Regions from separate parts of the Homo sapiens genome. Here region 2 is linked to region 1. Evidence: chromatin contacts called from ENCODE Hi-C or POLR2A ChIA-PET data. All regions are on one chromosome and are shown on one strand. The core of a region is the stretch at or near the end of the contact, and the rest is flanking DNA. Distances in the headings are between cores, read along the strand shown. Region 1 holds the start of LINC01719 (long intergenic non-protein coding RNA 1719). Region 2 holds the start of NUDT17 (nudix hydrolase 17).

Evidence for each region. A loop is a pair of places that touch in the nucleus more often than their neighbours do. ChIA-PET counts read pairs that join two places held with the same protein, here RNA polymerase II (POLR2A). Pooled maps may share reads with other maps.
Region 2: a loop to region 1 is called in a pooled map, with 5 times the contacts of the local background. The contact joins the promoter of NUDT17 here to the promoter of LINC01719 in region 1. A Hi-C loop is called at or near these places in 6 of 50 pooled maps. POLR2A ChIA-PET finds 5 or more read pairs at or near these places in 20 of 52 experiments (CD4-positive, alpha-beta T cell, GM10248, H1 and 15 more).

The regions. Positions count from the first base shown.
Region 1 is chr1:146,047,608-146,055,207 of GRCh38, reverse strand. It overlaps LINC01719 (long intergenic non-protein coding RNA 1719), which reads right to left and starts at 2,612. Exons shown (of 3, transcript NR_125968.1): 1 at 2,260-2,612. RNVU1-6 (RNA, variant U1 small nuclear 6) reads left to right here and starts at 2,964; the gene lies at 2,964-3,127. RefSeq lists enhancers at 2,294-3,025, 3,026-3,754 and a silencer at 2,875-3,114.
Region 2 is chr1:145,840,944-145,848,543 of GRCh38, reverse strand. It overlaps NUDT17 (nudix hydrolase 17), which reads right to left and starts at 2,914. Exons shown (of 8, transcript NM_001012758.3): 1 at 2,712-2,914; 2 at 2,348-2,531; 3 at 2,086-2,111; 4 at 1,854-1,946; 5 at 1,196-1,294; 6 at 825-961; 7 at 280-432; 8 at 1-167. The coding sequence starts at 2,903. The coding sequence ends at 65. It overlaps POLR3C (RNA polymerase III subunit C), which reads right to left. Exons shown (of 15, transcript NM_006468.8): 14 at 7,473-7,600; 15 at 4,142-6,205. The coding sequence ends at 6,124. PIAS3 (protein inhibitor of activated STAT 3) reads left to right here. Exons shown (of 14, transcript NM_006099.3): 14 at 1-22. RefSeq lists enhancers at 2,251-2,510, 2,561-2,930, 3,711-3,840.

The sequences.
Region 1 (7,600 bases), core at 1,363-3,862:
GTGTGTCTTGCCCCCTTCCTCCATGTGATAAATAATGGCTGACACCAAGCAAGTGGGATTGGGAGGCAGGGAATCTTTCATTTTCTTCTTCATATACTTCTACGCATTTGTTTGGTTGGTTTTGGCAAGATTTTCTCACCAGAAATGGAGATTTGTTGGATTTAAAATAAAAAGTAATCAGCCATGTTTTACATTTCTATAAAACACTCAAACCAGGCCATACTCCCCTGCTGTGCCTCAAAATCAACCATAAACTGTCGAGGTCAGGAGGCAGGGCCCTCACACTTAAGCACAGTGTGTTTCCTCAGAATTGGCCAAGTTGATGCCACTCCAATTTCTCAATATACCACAACCCATTAATTGCGGTTTTTAAAAGTGTACATGTATTTTTACCAAAACCCCAGGGCTTCAGTGTTCTCAGCACACAGAAAGACAATCATTGAGACATTGAGTATTGCTGAGGAAGAAGGCTTTAATCAGGTGCTGCAGCTGAGTAGACAGGAGATGAGTCTCAAATCTGTCTCCCTGATTGACTAAAGTTAGGGGTTTATATAGCGCAGAAGAAAAGTTAACTGTGTGTGGGAAAAGAGGAACTAGAGAGGGGTGAGGAAGCACTCGTGATGAGTGAGGGGACTGGCATCTCATTGTCTGGATGCTGTGATTGGCTGAGTTTCGGGTCTCTGATGCTTTTTGAGAGGCCTGAGAGTCCTTTCCTGAGGAAGGAACTCAGATAAAACAAATGTAAGTTTGTTTTATAGAATGGCTTGACCTCAGGAGTTTGAAACCAGCCTGGGCAATATGGTGAAACCCTGTCTCTACCAAAATACAAAAAGAAAAAGAGGGTTGCTTCCAAGATGGCTGAATAGGAACAGCTCCGGTCTACAGCTTCAAGTGAGATAGACGCAGAAGACAGGTGATTTCTGCATTTCCAACTGAGGTACCTGGTTCATCTCACTGGGACTCGTTGGACAGTGGATGCAGCCCACGGAGGATGAGCCAAAGCAGGGTGGGGTGTCGCCTCACCCGGGAAGTGCAAGGGGTTGGGGGATTTCTTTTTCCTAGCCAAGGGAAGCTGTGAGTGACTGTACCTCGAGAAGCAGTACACCCCTGCCCAAATACTGTGCTTTTTTCCACTGTCTTTGCAACCGACAGACCAGGAGATTCCCTCTTGTGCCTGGCTCGGCAGGTCCCATGCCCATGGAGCCTTGCCTGCTGCTAGCACAGCAGTCTGAGATCAACCTGTGACACTGGAGCATGGCAGGGGGAGGGGGTTCTGCCACTGCTGAGGCTTGAGTATGTGGTTCTATGGTCACAGTGTAAATAAAGTGGTAGGGAAGCTCGAACTGGGTAGAGCCCACTGCAGCTCAGCAAGGCCTACTGCCTCTAGATTCCACCTCTGGGGGCAGGGCATATCTGAATAAAAGGCAGCAGACAGCTTCTGCAGACTTAAACGTCCCTGCCTGACAGCAGGGACTGCTGTCATAATCATTATGATTATGAATCATAATCATGAAGACAATCTGTATTCCAGAATAGTAAGGGAACCTATTCCATCAGGGAGCCAACTGAAAACATCAAATCCCAGTTCACACCCCAGGGTGTGGTGTCATGCACCTGTAGTCCCAGCTACTTGGGAGGATTAGTAAGGAGGTTTGCTTGAATTCGTGAGGTCAAGGCAGAAGTAAACCCTGATCATGCCACTGTACTCCAACCTGGGCGACAGTGAGACCTTGTCTCAGAAACAAACAAACAAACAAAAAACCCCACAAAACCAAACAACAACAAATTGTCACCTCATTCTGAAATGACAGTGGCAAACATCACTTTGCTATTTGAAAATTAAAAGAAGCCGGGCGCGGTGGCTCACGCCTGTAATCCCAGCACTTTGGGAGGCCGAGGTGGGCGGATCACAAGGTCAGGAGATCGAGACCATCCTGGCTAACAGAGTGAAACCCCATCTCTACTAAAAATACAAAAAATTAGCCGGACGTGGTGGCAGGTGCCTGTAATCCCAGCTACTGGGGAGGCTGAGGCAGGAGAATGGCGTGAACCCGGGAGGCGGAGCTTGCAGTGAGCCGAGATAGCCCCACTGCACTCCAGCCTGAGCGAAGAGCGCGAGACTCCGTCTCAAAACAAAAAAAAAGAAAATTAAAAGAAAAACACTCCCTCTTGCTATCAACCTGCCCTCTTGCTCTAACTTGTCTGACCCATGGTTTAAAATGCCCAAAAGCTGATGTACTCAAATTATAGTACACTTACCTGTTCTGCACCAGCATTTACTTTTGTCTGGAGGAGATCACCATGCATGGTCCTATACATGTCTAATGGCATGGAATGATGAAGGGTAGTGTCTTTTAGGATAGTTGGATACATATATATATATATATATATATATATATATATATATATGCGGAATGCTACATCACAAGAATAAGAATGTGAAAAGAACCAGTTTCTTTTGTAATCCTAAACGTTCTAGTCTGAGAATTAAAAGCCATTGTTCGAAGAAGGGTGCCCAGGGTCCAGCTGGTCGCCGAAAGCTTGCTCCGCAATACAGGCTAAGGACCAGCTTCTTTGGAAGAGAACAGATGAGGGAAGCAGGAGAGAAAAAAGGGAGAGGCAGACGTCACTTCCCCTTGCCGGCTCCGGCAGCGGGTTGGTCGGCTGAGCGGCAGAAAGGCAGACGGGGACTGGGAAAGGCGCTGTCGGTGACATCACGGATAGGGCGACTTCTATGTAGATGAGCCAGCGCAGGGGCTGCTGCTTCGCCACATGCTGCTTCGCCACGAAGGAGTTCCCGTGCCGTGGGAGCGGGTTCAGGACCGCTGGTCGGACCTGAGAGTCCCAGCTGTGTGTCAGGGCTAGGAGGGCTGGGGGGGAGGGGGGTGTGCGCGGGGCAAGTGACCGTGCGTGTAAAGGGTGAAGCGTGTGAGGCTGCCGGCGGGGCGGAGGTGCAATAACTCATACTTACCTGGCAGGAGAGATACCCTGGTCACGAAGGTGGTTTTTCCAGAGCGAGTCTTATCCATTGCACTCCGGATCTGCTGACCCCTGCAGTTTCCCCAAATGTGGGAAACTTGACTGTATAATTTGTGGCAGTGGTAGACTGCATTCGCGCTTTCCCCTGTATTTTTGTCGTTTTAAAAATAGGTTTTGTTTGCTGCAGAAACGCATACTGGGCGTCAGCGTAAGCTGAGAATCAGGTCTTTGTTCCCATCTGTAACTTCACTGAAACTAAAAATTTGGGACATCGTGGTTCTCACGTTTGTAATCCCAGCAATCTATGAGGTACGTCGATAGGTTATGTTTATGTTAATATCGCTCGACCTCAGGCGTGTGTGGGCAAATATAGTGAACCCGTCTCTACTAATCTCTTATCTTTTTTTGTTGTTGTTCTATAGAAATAAAACTAAGCTTTTCTTTTCCCTATGGGATTAACAGCAAACAGTCCGCTGGAGTGTATGGCGCGATCTCGCCTTACTGCAACCTTTGCCTCCTGCGTTCAAGCTATTCTCCTTCCTCAACCAGAGAATACTCAGCCTCCCGAGTAACTGGCATTACAGGCTCAGGCAACCAAAAAATTAGGTCCGGCTAATTTTTTGAATTTTTAGTAGAGACATGGTTTCACCGGGCCGGGCGCACTGGCTCGCGCCTGTAATCCCAGCACTTTGGGAGGCGGAAGCGGGTGGATCATGAGGTCAGGAGGTCAAGACCATCCTGGCTAACACAGTGAAACCCCATCTCTAATAAAAATACAAAAAAAAAAAATTAGCCGGGTGTGGTGGCACGTGCCTGTAGTCCCAGCTACTCAGGAGGCTGAGGCAAGAGAATCGCTTGAACCCGGGAGGCAGAGGTTGCAGTGAGCTGAGATCGCACCACTGCACTCCAGCCTGGGCGACAGAGTGAGACTCCGTCTCAAAAAAAAAAAAAAAAAAAAAGAGTGACAGGGTTTCACCATGTTGGCCACCCTGGTCTTGAACTCCTGACCTCAAGTTTTCCGCCTGCCTCGCGGCCTCCCAAAATGTTGGGATTACAGGCCTGAGCCACCGCACCTGGCCTGTTTACAGACTTTACAGACACATTTTGTTTACAAGCTTTACAGGTACAGTTCAATTGCGATTAGTGTATATTATGTTTGGCCCAAGACAAGTGTCTTTTTTTTTTTTCCAGTGTGGCCCAAGGAAGCCAAAATTTAGACAACCCTGCTCTAGAGGGTTTGATTCATGGTTCCACTGGGTTATGCTTATTGCCTATAATTCCATTTGATATTTTCCAAATTTGATTTTTTAAAAAGCGTTTTCCTGAAGCACCCTAAAGCTTTCCTAATAATATGAGAACTTAAACCAGATTGGATGTGACAAAACCCTGCTGGAATCCTGCAACTTCTAACCTTAATGTTAGATCAAGAAGCAAAACACCCACCAGTCCAAGGGTCAGGGAAGCTGAAGATCATGCCTGAGCTGTAACAACGCCCTTCCCAGTATACAAAAGAGTGTAACAGCCACTCGAATTCTATCTTCCAAGTGTCTCCTGTTGCCCAGGCTAACCTAGAGCTATCTAAAGATGGCAAATCTGGGAAATGTGCATTCAGCTTGGCAAAACTGATACATTACAAATCCACCACAGTCCACTTCTTCTCAAAGTGGCATCAATGTACATCTTCCTCCTCTTCTTTTTTTCCTCCTCTTCCTCTTCTTTTGCTTCTTCCTCCTCCTTTTTCCTCCTTGTAAAATCATACTTAAGGTTCAAATAAAGACAATATGAAAATCATACTTTTTCTCATTCAGTGAAAATATGCCAACCCTTTCCCCAACAGGATAAAGTCTTTGTCTTTGAATGATGTTCACTCCTTTTTTAGCTAGATAGATCACATTCCATATTTGCTTTCCTGTAACCTAAATATTGAGATTTCTAAAAGTTAATTATTAATGAATGTGCTAGCTAGGGTGATGGAAGAGGAGAATTCTCAAGAAAAGTTTTGGTTAATATACACCCAAATGTATTCATCTCAAAATAATGAAGAAATACTCATAACTATTACAAGTCCTGATTTCTGCAACTGGCACTGGCACTAGCTGGTATTTGTAACTATCTTCACATCTTGTACCCACAGCCAGTTCCTTTGGGCCTGGGCCGGTGGACGTGAGCGTGGGAAGGACAAGAACCCGCGGTGCCCCCCACCGCACTATCCTCGGGTCTCCAGAGGTGGGATCCACCGGGCAGGGGCCTTTGCTGGATTCTAAACCGGCTCTGGGGATACAAGAACAGCTGCCTTTGAGAAACAGTTCAGGTCTCTATATTCCAGACTTCCTAGTAGGACTAAACGCTTAACGTTCACACGGGAATTCATGGTTCTCCTAAAACCCTGCGGTGGAATGCCTTCCTTCACCAAGCATTTATTGGGCACCTACTAGGTGCTAGGCTGGCTCTGGGCGAAGGGCTGCAGCCTGTGCAAACTCCAGGTCCCTGTCCGGTGGATCCCACCTCTGAGGGCCCGAGGGTGACGCGGTGAGGACACCACGGGTTCTGGTCCTTCCCACGCGCGCGTCCGCTAGCCCAGGCCCGGCGGAAATGACTGTGAGCTCAAGGTGTGAAGCGGGGCTAAGAATGGGAAAGCGAGTGACTTCCGCCGGAGAAGCTGCAGTTGTCGCCTGTAGAGGGGCCGGCGACTTTTGAGACGGTGAAGAGCAGGCGGGGGAACCAGTGAAGAGCAGACGGTGAGGAGCAGGCGGCCGTTTGGCCGTTGGAGTCCCCCAGCTGACTCTGCCCGGGTAGAACGTCCAAAGTGCCCAAAGACTCGACTCTTGGCTTCAATGTCTCCCGTGTTCTGGGTTTCTGGAGTGCGCGGGATTGGACAGGCTACAAACATATGAGATTATCTACGGCCAGAGGTTAAAATGCCATTTCTGGTATCAGCAAATCTAAACCATTAGAGTCTCTGTGGCGCCATCGGTTAGTGCCTTCGGCTGTTTGAACCGAAAGGCTGGTGGTTCAAGCCCACCCAGAGATGGTACCTTTTACTTAGGCAAGATTCACGCTTTCTGTTTAAAGACTTTAATCCTGGGAATCTTCCGGACCTCTACTAGCTTTAAATTCGATGCCAAAATACGCTGTGCGAAGGCTCAAGTTCCATGGAAGTTCCTAAAAACAAGAATATTTCAGCAAAAGTAATTTTTCAATAGAGCCTGAGCCTGGGGCTTCAGAGCTTACTCCAGAGCCACTGCACTTATTTCATCACTTCCTGAAGCTGGGTTTTTACAACTGCACATTCCTGGAAATCCAAAACTCCCAATAATTGAAAACAAGAAAATCCCAGTCTTCACTTGTGGTGAAGCCTCAATTTCCAGGTTGAAATCTTGGTTGGTTCATGATGTGACTTTTAAAACGTTACTGAATTTTCTGTATCTCTATTTCTTCATCTATAAAAACAGAAAAAAAAAAGTGCTTCCCTTTCCTGGGTGTGGTGGCTCATGCCTGTAATTGCAGCAGTTTGGGAGGATGAGGCGGGCAGATCACCTAAGGTTAGGAGTTCGAGACCTGCCTGGTCAACTTGGTGAAACCCCATCTCTACTAAAAATACAAAAATGAGCTGGGCGTGGTGGCAGGTGCCTGTAATCCCAGCTACTTGAGAGGCTGAGGCAGGAGAATAGTTTGAACCCAGGAGGCAGAGGTTGCAGTGAGCCAAGATTGCGCCACTGCACTCCAGCCTGGTAACAGAGCCGACTCCATCTCAAAAAATAATAATAATAATAAATAAATAAACAATGCTTCTCTCATGGATTAATCTAACATTTGTGAATCCAAAAGTATGTGAGACAGGTCTCAATAAATTTAGAAAGTTTACCTTGCAAGGTTAAGGTGGCACCCATGACACAGTTTCAGGAGGTCCTGGCAACATGTGCCCAAGGTGGTCGGGTACAGCTTGCTTTTATTCATTTTAGGGAGACAGAATACATCGATCAATACATGTAAGATTTACACTGCTTCAATCTGGAAGGGCGGGACAACTCAAAGGGTGGGGGGCTTCCAGGTCATAGATTTAAAATTTTTCTGATTAGCTATTGGTTGAAAGAGTTCTTATTCCAGAAGGGAATTTCTGGGTTAGATAGGGGGTTGTGGAGACCAAGGTTTTACCATGCAGATGAAGCCTCCAGGTAGCAGGCTTCAGAGAAAATAGATTGTAAATGTTTCTTATCAGACTTAAGGTCTGTGTTGATGTTAATGCTGGTTGGCTTTTCCTGAGTTCCAAAAGGAAGGAGGGTATAATGAGGCATGTCCAACTTCTTCCCATCATGGCCTGAACTAGTTTTTCAGGTTAACTGTGGAATGACCTTGACCTAGAGCAGGGGTCCATTCACATGGCTGGGGGGCCTTAGAATTTTATTTTTGGTTACACATTTGATGAGAAATACACATAAAGCATTTGAGCACCTAATAAATGTTCATTAAACGTTAGCTGCTATAATTATTTTCAGTGGCATCATCATCACCACTTTCATATTTTACCTCAGGCTTTTAAACAACTGCTTATCTTTTTATGGTATGGATGAACCAGTATATATTTAAATGGCCCTCAGCTAATGGACACAAAATTGTGTCT
Region 2 (7,600 bases), core at 1,665-4,164, 210 kb after region 1:
ATAATAAAGGTTGTGAATGTTCTGTGAGTGTCATGGAGATGGGCTAGGGAGGGGATTTTACACTTCACTTTCCAGACCCCTGGTTTGGGGGAAGAGGGTCCATGTTCCATTCTTCCTTTGCTGGCCCTGGGTCCAGGTAAGCTGCACTTTTACACGGTGGGGGTGTTCTGTGGAGGAATTCCAAGAGAGGTTGTCCTTTCCTGCTTTCCCCCGTGCCTGTAAAAACTAGACCATTCCAGCCCAGTACTGTGGAGCTCTCCAGTCCTTTTTCACTTTTACCTGCCCAGATGTTGCAGCCAGAGCTTGAGGGCAAACTTGGTTCCAGTGCTGACTCTCTCTTTGTCCTCTGCCATGGTTGGGATCATCCGCAGGAGGGTGGACATGTGCAGGACCAGAGGTCGGGCTCTTCCATCCTCCTCTAGTTCCACTGCACTGCATGGTGACAACTCCTGTTGGGGCTGTGCCTTGTAGCTTACAAAGAACTTACATATATGTTAGGTCCCCGAATCCTCCCAACTACCACAGGAGGTGGGTGGGTGTTGACCTCATTTGCAGAAAGGAAACAGGTTCAAGGAGGGTTAAATGACTTGCCCCTGTGTTAGAACTGACACTTAGACCTTCAATGCTAGCCAGTTAGAGCAAGAATCTTTGGGGTTTGATGGTCAGTGTCTTAGATTTCATGTACCTTCTTAATTATCAGCTGACCCACTCTCCTTAAATCTCCCCCACAACACAAAATTCCATCCTGAGGACAGGATAGACGCTGAACTTCTCAACATGAATATGTTGGTGTATTAGAGGCTGAGGGAGAAGCTCTTACTTACAGGACAGAGGGTGGTAGGTCCTGGGGGAGAAGTCCGGGTGTCTCTGTCCCATCCTCTGCGGCAGCCACTGCAGCAGCTACATCTGGTGTCAGCCACATAAGGGCGCTCACCTCATTTGGGTTTGGTTGGATCCGGGCCTGGGGTCAGACATGGTGACCCCTCAGTCATTGCCTCTCCCTGGGCTGCCTGTTCGTGATCAAAACCTACCCGCAGGTTTCATGGAGAAAGGCAGGAGCAAGGGGAAAGGGCATTGCATATTCTTCGTTATCTCTGACTACCCCCGCCACCCCCGCCCAGCTCCTAATCACAGTCAGAACCAGGTTGCTTGGGCTCCCCTGAGCCCTGTTTCCTTCCCTCACTGCCAGCCCTACCTGCAACTGCTGCTGTGATTCCTGGGAGATCACGAGTAGATACAGAACAATGTGATGGTATTTGGGTAAACCCCAGCTCAGCCTAGGAGGGTAGGCAGACTAGGAAAAGAAAACAGCAAAAGTGAGAACTTTCCGTCACTTTTTTTTTTTTTTTAAGATGGAGTTTCGCTCTTGTCGCCCAGGCTGGCATGCAATGGCGTGATCTTGGCTCACTGCAACCTCTGCCTCCTGGGTTCAAGCAATTCTCCAGCCTCAGCCTCCAGAGTAGCTGGGATTACAGGCGCCTGCCGCCACGCCCAGCTAAAATTTTTGTATTTTTAGTAGAGACGGGGTTTCGCCATGTTGTCCAGGCTGGTCTCAAACTTCTGACCTCAGGTGATCCGCCCACCTCAGCCTCCCAAAGTGTTGGGATTACAGGCGTGAGCCACCGCACCCGGCCCTTTGTGTCACTTTTTGAGACTTTGTTAATACAGCTTTAGGGTGAAACAAAATGGTGGCCAAAAGCTGAGGGCGTGGATGGTACAGATGACACAGCAGGGACATGGGTGAGGGTTATGGATTTGGGGATTCCAGCCCACTTATGTGCTATTGTTTCCCTTGTAGCCAAGGCAGGTAGGGGCTGATCTATGGAGGAGCTTCTCCCAGCTACTTGTCTCACCTCCCATAAACCCAGAGGGACCCAAGAGAACTGGCCCTGGGGCAGGTGTAGTCCACTCTCCTCCCAAAGTTCTCGAAGCCCTCCGTCCAGCAGCTGGGAGTCAGAGAAGACACATCAGAGGGGCCAGTGCCTGACTCTTCCAAGTCCTTTTGCTTGCCTCTCCCTCAGCCCACACCCAAGATGGTCCCAGGCATGGGTCTCTTGGCTCAGGTTGGATCAGCTGACTGGTTACCTCCTCCTCAAGTTCCACGTGCCCACCTGCAACAACAGTGGGGCCAGTAGGTGAATGGTGGTGGTCTTGGCCAGGGAGCCCCCACTCACTGTTGACACTCCTCTCCCCTCCAGTGGACACAGAGGGAGTTGCAGTCCCTTGTGACTATGAACATGCCACATTTTGGGGCCCACTTTATCCTTCTGAGACTGGGAAAAACATTGTTGCGGGGAAAGGGCAAATTTCTTCTCTGTACTTGGGGCCTTGTCCCCAGAATACTCACCCGGGGGTACCCAGAGGTTGGGGGAAACGCTCAGGGTGCGTGCCCTTCGGGTTAGCAAGACAGTCTTGTCGCTGGACTGCAGAATGACGGCCACACCCAGGTCCACACCTCGATCTGTGGGCAGCTCAGCCCCAGGGACCCTGGGCCGCTCCTCCAGGGCCGCAAAAGGGCAGAAAGGGGGTCGCTGGCAGAAGGAAGCCAGCTGGGTTAAGGCTTCAGAAGGGCGGCACTGGGTGGGCGTGACTTCCAAAAATGGGGCTACACCGCGCGTTGGGGGCGGGGTCCTCGCCGCCAGTTCCCACCCGATTTCAGTCCCCATCTTTGGCCCTTCACTGCCCCCGCTCTGGGGCCCCCTTCTGCCGACCTGGAGCGGAAGCCTAGCGGAGGCGCCTGGGAAGGGCCTGCTCGAGAGGACAAGCCGTCCTCGCTTCAAGCTGCAGTGAATGGGCCACGTCCCGAGCCCTGGTCCGGCTCCCAGGAGGCCACACACACTCCGTGCGAAGCTCACCGACTCCGGACGCCGGGACAGGAGCAGCTGCACCCGCACCTCGGCCATAACGCGACTCTGGAGTCGCTGCGGCCCGCCTGGCGCCCTCTGGTGGCCTAGAGAAGCTTCCCCTCGGAACGTTCCGCGGGGTCGTAGCGGGGTTTCCGAAAGTCCCCGGGGAAATAAGGGCACATCTTTTGAGGATGACCCATGGGTATAATATTAAACCACAAAGAAGAATACCTCTAAATGCTCAGCTCCTATTCCTTCCTATCTTCTCTGTTTAGGACAATGACCCCCAGACCGAATGACTTCAGGACCCACATGTTACTTCCAACCAGCCCTAAGCTGAACTGTAAGCATCCTCTACAGCACTATGCACACCTGTTACAGCAGGCATCACTTCGAATTAATTATCTCCAAGCGAAACACACCAAATAACATTTTCGATACCACTTCTCCTTTCACTTCACTCAAATGGCAACCAAGTATGCAGATGCTATCTCCTTAAACTTCCTCAAACCCATGTTCTCTCCAGCCTTCATTCATTGCCCTAGTTTAAGCCTTCCTCGTATTTTGCCTGAAATATTATTGCAAGTCTCCAAATAGTCTTGCCCCTACCAGTTCATTCTCTACAGTGCTGCCAGAGTGATGTTTTGTTTTGAGAGTCTCACTCTACAGCCCAGACAGGAGTGCACTGGTGTGATCCCAGCTCACTGCAACCTCCATCTCCCAGGTTGAAGCGATTCTCGTGCTTTAGCTTCCGAAGTAGTAGCTGGGATTACAGGGCGCCCACCACCACGCGCGGCCTTTTTTTTTTTTTGAGACGGAGTCTCGCTCTGTCACCCAGGCTGGAGTGCAGTGGCGCCATCTCAGCTCACTGCAACCTCCACCTCCCTGGTTCAAGCGCTTCTCCCGTCTCAGCCTCCTGAGTAGCTGTGATTACAGATGTGCACTACCCACACCTGGCTAATTTTTAAATTTTTTTGTAACGATGAAATCTCACTGTTGCCCAGGCTGTTCTTGAACTCCTGGCTTCAACTGATCCTCCCAGTGTGTTGGGATTACAGGATTTAGGCACCATCAAAATTATCTTCTAGCTGTTTTGAAATGTACAGTAAATTAATAACTATGCCACCCTGATCTATCCAACACCAGTCTTACTTCTTCAAACTGTATTATCTGTGCCCACTAATCAACCTCTCTTCATCCTCCCCATCCTTCCTAGCCTCTGGTAACTACCAATCTATTCTTTATTTTCTTGAGATCCACTTTTTTAGCTCCTATGTGAGACAGAACATGCAATATTTGTTTCTGTGCTTGGTTTATTTTACTTAACATAATGACCTCCAATTCCATCCATGTTGCTGCCAATGACAGGATTTCATTCATTCTTATGGCTGAATAATACATTTTCTTTAGCCTTTCATCTATTGATGGGCACTTAGGTTGATTCCATGTTTTGGCTATCGTGAATACTGCTGCAATAAACATGGGAGTGCAGGTATCTTTTTGATACATTGATTTCTTTCCTTTTGGAGATATATATATACCCAGTAGTGGAACTGCTGGAGCATAGTTCTGTTTTTAGTTTTTTGAGGAACCTCTGTAGTCTTCCACAGTGGCTGTACCAATTTACATTCCCAACAGTGTACCAGGCAGGGCTCTCCTTTTTCCACATCCTCACTAGCATTCATTCTTTCTTCTTGATAAAAGTAATGAATTGGGGTGAGATGTTATCTCATTGATTTTGATTTCCATTTCTCTGATTAGTGATGTTGAACATTTTTTGATGTATCTGTCGGCCATTTGTGTATCTTCTTTCGAAAACTACCTATTAAGATCTTTTGGCCATTTTTAAGTTGGATTGTTCTTTTTGCTATTGTTTGAGCTCCTTATATATTCTGGTTACGAATCCCTTGTTAAGATAGTTTGCAAATAAAGCATCCTCATCTTTCAAACTATACATTGTCACTCTCTGTGTTCCCTTCCCTGCCTGACCCTTTTCCCTTTCTGGCCTCTCTGTACATAGTGTTTACTCTTCTACTGTAGCACCCCTAATACTTCCTGGTACTTATGTACTTATTTGTCTCCTCCTACTAGACTGTATGCTCAAAATTTATTAATCTTTATATCCCCAAGGCTTACCCCAGTACTTAGCACAAAACAGGTGCTTAGTAAATGATGGTGACTGGCTTGAGGGCAGAGATGGTGTCTTATTTATCTATCCTTGTATGTTGTGTTTAGTATGGTGGCTGGCAATTGTTTGACACTCAAGTGTTTAAACAATTAGAAAACACATTGGTGAGAGAAAACTGAAGATATTATAAAACATCTAACTGCTTTAAATGAATTAAAGCTGCTGGGACAAATTATATCCGTGATACTGAGAGAGAGAATTTAGCGTTGCCAGTTTTAAGGAACCATGGAGAAGAGGAAGGCGCTAATTTACTGTGTGCTTACCATATGCCAGGCATTGAGCTAGCTGTTCTACATACACAGTTTCAGATGTGTTAGAAGCCTGGAGCTGGCAAATGTGGCTTCAGTCCACAGATTCTAGTGTGACTGCTTGGGACAATCCACCTGCTAACCCTGAAAATAATTTTTTCTTCTACTCTGTGATAGTCTTTCACATTCCCTACACTGTGTGTGTTAAAAATTACAGTTCATCAGCCTGGGCAACACAGGGAGGCCCTGTCTCTACAAAAAAATAAATAAATAAATAAAAAATAGCTGGGTATGTGTGGTGCATGCCTGTAGTCCCAGCTACTCCAGAGGCTGAGGTGGAAGGACTGCTTGAGCTCAGGAGGTCAAGGCTGTAGGGAGCTGTGATTGCGCTATTACACCCCAGCCTGAGTGACAGAGTGAGATCCTGTCTCAACAACAACAAATTATCTATCTATCTATCTATCTATCACCTATCTCAACAAAATAAAGAACAGGCATAGACATCTGAAAATAAAATTAACTTCTTAGGAAGTTTCCTATTGCCAGGGATATAGGTAACCATAGGTGTGGGTAACTTCTTTATGGGAACAGATGCATCTGATAGATGATTAACCTTGTTGATTTAAGGTTCTTCCCACTGCCAAGATTTGATGAGGGGAGACTACAGCAATGGATCTAAATATGCCAAATTCTTTCAGGTGTATCCTGGGCTGCAGGGGATAGAGAGGGGGGTTTAGTTGAAGACTCTGCGACTTATCCCACTGCAAATAATGCATCCAGGCACCTCCTTTATTTTGCTTTCCATCCCCCCAGATCTTCTGAGGAAGATGCTTCTTCTGGATCACTGTCTCTTCATGGTGCACTCAATGTAAGACTCCAGCAGGAAGATGGTTTCGTCCACCTGGATCTCACTGGCATCCAACCTGAGTGAAAAGTAAAGGCATTTGCCTAGACTGAATGTTCATTAGCATATTTAAGATTAGAGGTTAGGGTGGGTGTGGCCATGGATAACTGCTTGGTTACCCTTGAGAGTGGATGGAAAGAAAGCAGGAGAACCAGTAGATCATTTTGCTATTTACCGAGCATCTTTATGTGCCAGACACCATGCAAACTGCTAAGAATACAAAATACAGAGCCTCTGTCCTGGGGGAAGGTAGTCTTCATTTGCAATCAGGAAAACGAACGTAAAGGCACAGGTATAAAAGGACCTAGTGTGTTTTAAAATAGCAAGAAACTAAGAGTGTCTGAAGCTTAAAGTGAGTGGTGATTAGGAAGAAATGGAAGCTTCTTCAGCCTGACAAAAGCCATCTAGGAAAAACCCACAGCTAACATCATACTTAATGGTGAAAGACTAAAAGCTTTTCTCCTAAGATCAGAAACAAAACAAAGATGTCTGCTTTTGTACTTCTATTCAACCTTTTACTGGAGGTTCTAGCCAGGGTAATGGGGCAGGAAAAAAAAAAAGTAAAGGCATCTAGATTGAAAAGACAGAAGTAAAACTCTCTCTATTCATGGATGACATAATCCTATTATAAAAAATCTCAAAGAATCTGCAAAAAAACTACTAGAATTAATAAATGAATTTAGTAAAGTTGTGGGATACAAAATCACAACACCAAAGTTGGTTGTTTTTGTATAACACTAGCAATGAACAATCTAAAACTGAAATAAGCGACCACTAAACTAGTATCCAAAAAAATACTTAAGAAATAAATTTAATGAAAGAGGTGCACAAATTGTGCACTGAAATGTGAAGGTCTAGGAAAGAGGTGATGAAGGCCTGCGTGTGGACCAAGATGAAAGGCCAGATTTGAGACACATGACTCAAGTAAAATTAAGCCAGCGCAGTGGCACTTGCCTGTAGTCCCAGCTACTTGGGAGGCTGAGGCAGGAAGACTGTTTGAACCTACGAGTTCAAGGCCAGTCTGGGCAACACAGCCAAAACCCCGTCTCTTAAAAAAAATTTATCAGTACTTGATGAACAAGAGAGTGTATATGGTGATGGAGAAGAAGCTCAGAACATCTTCAGAATTGCTAGTTTACAAAAATAGGTGGATTAAATTCTGTTAAGTGAGCTGGAGGAGACAGTGAGTTTAGGTTTGCTCATGCTAAGCTGGAGGGTTACAGGAGGTCAAAATGGATTTTCTGGATGGTATTCTGAAATGCAGGTCTGAAGTTTATGATGCTTACTTGTTGACATTACGTTTCAGGGTCTCTAGCTGCTGACGTTCAGGAGCTGTGATCATCTCCTCTATTTCTTGTAACTGTGCTTCCTCTGCACCAGTAGCCTGCATAGATGCAATGATGGCTTCTACCCT